Regions from separate parts of the Homo sapiens genome. Here region 1 is linked to region 2. A link is a contact called in ENCODE Hi-C or POLR2A ChIA-PET data. All regions are on one chromosome and are shown on one strand. The core of a region is the stretch at or near the end of the contact, and the rest is flanking DNA. Distances in the headings are between cores, read along the strand shown.

What was found. Hi-C counts contacts between places; a loop is a spot of excess contacts on that map. ChIA-PET counts read pairs that join two places held with the same protein, here RNA polymerase II (POLR2A). Pooled maps may share reads with other maps.
Region 1: a map of vagina shows a loop between it and region 2 (2.7-fold over the local background). The contact joins two enhancer-like sites. A Hi-C loop is called at or near these places in 2 of 168 maps with a recorded cell type or tissue (heart left ventricle and vagina) and 6 of 50 pooled maps. POLR2A ChIA-PET finds 5 or more read pairs at or near these places in 4 of 52 experiments (BJ, activated CD4-positive, alpha-beta T cell, activated CD8-positive, alpha-beta memory T cell and 1 more).

What each region holds. Positions count from the first base shown.
Region 1 is chr2:30,406,700-30,409,399 of GRCh38, reverse strand. No RefSeq gene overlaps it. Among named protein-coding and RNA genes, the nearest start is that of LCLAT1, 39 kb to the left of the region's middle. Within about 2 kb of position 1,284, at least 12 of the 41 ENCODE cell types and tissues checked have a DNase peak (open chromatin) inside an H3K27ac peak, as active enhancers do; they include heart left ventricle, where a contact is called at or near this core.
Region 2 is chr2:30,251,685-30,254,384 of GRCh38, reverse strand. The region is part of intron 2 of LBH (LBH regulator of Wnt signaling pathway); the gene reads right to left. Among named protein-coding and RNA genes, the nearest start is that of LBH, 22 kb to the right of the region's middle. Within about 2 kb of position 1,289, at least 23 of the 41 ENCODE cell types and tissues checked have a DNase peak (open chromatin) inside an H3K27ac peak, as active enhancers do; they include heart left ventricle, where a contact is called at or near this core.

The DNA.
Region 1 (2,700 bases), core at 35-2,534, 160 kb before region 2:
CACAGGGATCAGGGAGATTTCTTATCAATGTGCTGGCAGCCCCATCAAAACTTCACATGAGCTTTTTTTGCTTTCCTGGTGGAGGCAGTAGCAGTGACTTGCTGCTATGGGATGCTCTGTCCACTAGCCTTGGCTTATGGGAATCCATCCAATGACTGTGCAGGAAGTCATCTATCTAATCCCCTTTGCCAGTAAGAATGTTTAAAACTGGCCAGAACCTCAGGGACAGTTCAGCTATTAATGGAAAGTAAATCAAATCTGAGGCCCTTAAAGACCCATGTAGTATAAACTGCATTTCCATAGACCTTGAAGCACATCTAGAAAGCCTTGTGGAAAGAAAGAGGGCCTTAGTTTCATCCTAGGCTGTGACTGCTTATGTTAGTTAGGGTCAGGCCAGATAGTTGATTCATCTTTTATAGAGCCAAGAACTCTCCAGAGGTAGAAAACAGGAGGGCAGTGTATTTAAGATGAAAGGAGAAGGAAGAATCCAGCCTAGGAAGAAAGGCAGCCTGGGACCACATCCTGACCCCAATCTTGTCTCAGGGCCGGGTTCAACCTCAGGTCTTCCTTTTCCTTCAGTTGGTTGAGAGAGGAGAGAAGACCAGAAATGGGTGAAAAAGAAGGGAAGCCTTTCATCTGTCCCTTGCAAAAAGGGACTCTCTTACCATGTCCAGTTAAGACTCTCCTTCTAGAAAATGGGCATGGAGGTGCTGATTGGAGCAGAATCCATTTCTCAGATACCAGCTCACCATCAGCATCTGGGTGGAGGGAGGCGTTCATGCTGGCCAGATGTTTGTAAGGCTGTGATAGTGAAGCCAAGAACCCCTGCAGTCAGCCAATGTTCTACCCAGTCTAGGATGAGGCTGCTTTGCCCTCAGCCTGGGGAGTGCCTGGGAAAAGGCAGGTCAGATCAGAGTGGGGATGTGAGGGGACCCTTTCTAAGCCAAAGGCCCACTTCAGTTCCAGGCAAAGAGGGTCTCCCTTTCTTCTCCCCCAACAATTCCTCAGATGATTACTTCCACACCCAATTTCCTTCATGCTCACATAAGGAGCCAGGCTCAGGGTCTGCAGTTTGGGAGGAAAGCTGCCTGCTCACCCCTCCTGTTTATCCTACACACACACACACACACACACACACACACACACACACACACGCCTGCAAGATTTCCACTCTTCACTGACTGTATCAGCCCAGCCTCATCTCCTTCCACGGCAGGGCCCTTGGAACCCAGCGCTGAGCTGGTGCTACTCTAAAAATAACTGTGTCCGATGTGATGAATGGGAAGGCATTTGCTCTCCTTTTCCTGCCTCGCGTCGGGGCCTGAATCATGTTGGGAAATGACATTCTGTTAACACAAGCACTTTTGCTTCCTCCTGTGCTCTCTCACCATCCGGTGGGGGCCCTGGCCGGGACTGGCTTTCAATTTTTAAAGCCCCCTGGGGGTCCATCCAATACCCCCATCCCCTGACATTAAGGAAAGTTTTAAACAAAGAGAAATGGAGAGAAGCATCCTGTGCTTCCCTGGGGGCATGCTAAGGACTTGAGGAGGCACAGGTGGCACAGATACGACCCCACCCCTACTTCACTAGGAAAAGCTGAGCTGACTGGACATCCAGACCAGGAATGTCTCTCGAGGCCAGGAACCAGCCTCAGCTCTGCACTGGGCTCTGGGCAGCCACTTGATGAATGACTGCAGAGTGGGAAATGGGAGGGACCCAGCCAGATAACGACTCCCTGCTTCCATCTGAGAGCGGCTCTGATACCATCTGGAATCAGACTTGTGGGGGAGTGGGCCTCAGCATTTTGGGCAACATATTTTGAGGCTTCTCCTTCCAGAGAAGCAGCTGGGCTTCTCTTGACTTTGTTCTAAGTTCTGTGAAGCCAAGCATCAAACCAACTTACCTTCCCATACCCCTACGTCCCAGTCATCGTGCCTGGCTCAGAAGAAGATCTTAATAGGTGCTTTTTGGTTCGAACAGAAATAAGTAGCATCTAGAGAGTCTAGGAGGGAGAACTAGAGTCACTCAGCTTTTTAAAGAACAAAGGATGGAGTCTCTGGAATCTAGAGATTTAGTCAAGGCCCTCATGCTGGGCCTGGGGAAAGATCATTTCTTTTTTTTTTTTTTATTTTTTTATTTTTATTTTTTTTAGAGACAGGGTCTCACCATGTTGCCCAGGCTAGTTTCAAGCTCCTGGGCTCAAGCGATCCTCCTGCAACGAACTCTCAAAGTGCTGGAATTACAGGTGTGACCCACCATATCTGGCTGTAAGATCATTTCTTAAAGCCCTTCCTCCAGCCTTGACTCTATCCCAACTCACAGGCCACTTGGGAACCCATGACTCTCTTCTCTGGAGCAAGGATTTGGCAGCTTATCACCCTCAGACAGAAACCAGCTCCTCCTGTGAAGCCTTACTTCTCATCCCTAAGACTCATTTCTGGGTTTTGTCTTGGATTTGTATGGGATCTTGGTTTAATGGAACCTGTTTTAAACATCCTTTTGGGCCCCCTATTGATCCTCTTAACCTTTAACCTATTCTCAAAGTGACAAAAACTTTTGGCTTAAGCAGTAAACCCATAATAAATCAGAACTCTAGGGAATCCATGTTTCACAGTTTCAAGAGAGTTCCATTGTTGGACTGGGGCAGAATATAACCAGCACCCATGCATGATCATCACTCCCATCTGTGTGTCTTCAAAT
Region 2 (2,700 bases), core at 40-2,539:
GTCAACTGCAATCCCAAGATAGGTAGGTACGGTACAATAAGATATTGTGAGACAGAGACAGAGACAGAGAGAGACCACATTCACATAGCTTTTGTTGCAGTATAGTGTTATAATTGTTCTATTTTATTGTTAGCTATCATTGTTAATCTCACATTGAGTCTAATTTATAAATTAACCTTTATCACAGGTATGGATGTATAGGATAAAACATAGCATATGTGGGTTTGGTATTATCTGTGGTTTCAGGCAACCACTGTGTGTCCTGGAACGTATCCCCCAGAGATAACGGGGACTACTGTAACCCTATTTTGTGGATAAGAAACCTGAAGCACAGAGACGGTATGTGACTTGCTCAAAGCCACGCACCTGGGAAGCAGCTGAACTGGGATCCAAACTCAGACCTGTAGGACTTCAAATGAAGCGTTCACTTGATAGCATGGGTTAAGCCACACAACCCAGGTGCTCACTATGTCCTTGACCACCATTGTATAACTCCGGTCAAGTCCTCTCAACCCCAAACACCTCAGTTTCTCCTTTTGAGACATGAGGTGACCTTCTTGTCTCACTAGATGGGTACAAGTTCTTGGCAAATATAAAGATGATAAAATACTTTGAGGACATAAGCAAAATTGAAACTATAATGTCCTCTTTGGAGCAGTTTCAAAAGAACTACAGTAAGCATCCAATCTCCAAGCAAGAGGGAGTCATATGAACACAGTAATTAAAATAATTCCAAACAGCGCCATTCATACCGAGAGCTCCACAATTAAGTCTTTTAAGACCTTGCAAGAGGTCTGAGAATTGAACTTCTGATACTGCTTAGCTGCCAGAGGACTTTGCTCCCTGAATTGCTCGAAGCAAGCACTGTTTAAATTTTTTTGTTTGTTTGTTTACAAAGCCTATTAATTGTATTTTTAAAAATTACTACAATAATCGAACCCTTCCATCAGAGATCTTATTTTATTATCAGATTATACCCATTTGGGCCTCAAAATTGTAGCTCTCTCCAAACACAAAAAGTACCCAGAACCAACAGCTTCTGGTTTCCTTACAGACAGACAGAAAGCCTTGCAAAGTGCTGCTGAGTAATTTGCCAGCACAATCTTATCTCTGACAGCTGCTTCAGAGGCTGACCCCAAGGAGGTCAACATTTTTCCACTAAGTCATGCTTTTTAATCATCTAGGCAGCAGAAAAATGAGAGGTTGCAACTGCAATTTGACGGGTGGGGTAGGCAGTGGAAAAAAGGACTTGAGTCAGACTTGCCAAGCACATGACAGGTAGGGGTTGAGGCGGCAGGCCAGGCCGGCATGCTGCCTGCCTGCAGGAACTGGCAGGGAGTAAAGAACTGCCCCTGTTCCCAAAAGAAACTGCTTCTGGTTAAACCTCTTTCCCCAAAGTGCTCCTTCTCTCTGTACTACAGAAAGGCAAAAACAAACACAAATCATTTTCCCTTCTCTCTGCAGCTCTCAGAGGCATTTCTCACCCTCAGCCCAGGGTAGGGCAGGTCTAGAAGAATCCACCCCCAGCTGTGATTCTCCCAGCCCTACACCTTCCTCCCTCTGCCAGCCCTGGACTCCACATCCAGCAGCCACATTGGGCTGCCAAAGCTGATGGCTGAAATGAATCCAATGGACACCAAGTGTGTTAGTCCATTCTCATGCTACTATGAAGAAATCCCCAAGACTGGGTAATTTATAAAGGAAAGAGGTTTTTTTTTTTTTTGAGACGGAGTCTCGCTCTGTCACCCAGGCTGGAGTGCAGTGGCACGATCTCTGCTCACTGCAAGCTCCGCCTCCTGGGTTCACGCCATTCTCCTGCCTCAGCCTCCTGAGTAGCTTCGACGACAGGCGCCCGCCACCACGCCCGGCTAATTTTTTGTATTTTTAGTAGAGACGATGGTTCACCATGTTAGCCAGTATGGTCTCAATCTCCTGACCTCATGATCCGCCCGCCCTGGCCTCCCAAAGTGCTGGGATTACAGGCATGAGCCACTGCACCTGGCCTAAAGGAAAGAGGTTTAATTGCCTCACGGTTCCACATGGCTAGGAAGGCCTCAGGAAACTTACAATCATGGTGGAAGCGGAAGCAAACACATCCTTCTTCACAAGGTGGCAGGAGAGAGAAGTGCCGAGCAAAGGGAGAAAAGCCCCTTATAAAACCATCTGATCTTATGAGATCTCACTTACTATCATGATGAGAATGGCATGAGAGTAACCGCCCCCATGATTCAATTACCTCCTACCAGGTCCCTCCCATGAGACAAGGGGATTATGGGAACTACAATTCAAGATAAGATCTGGGTGGGGACACGGCCAAGCCATATCACCAAGTTCCATCCTTTGCAAATGGAATGAAGCCTTGACATTTACACACACCATGAATCTCCCAGGTCTTGCATTCTCCACTGTGTAGAAAAGTAAGCACCATTGTTCATCTCAGAAGCTCACCCTCAGGCCCAGGATTCTCTGCTCCAACAGCCTCTGCTGTTGGTCGGCCAAACAAACGCCCTGGGCTTCCCTGAAACATCTTGCTGCCTTCATCATCCTCATACTAAATCATCTATCCAACAAAGCAGCCACTCACCACACAGGGCCATTTAAAGTTACATTAAATTGATGTTTATATTATATCACATATAAATTTCTGTTAATAAAAATAAAATAAAAATTTTAGCCACCTTTCTTATTTTTTATTAGTTT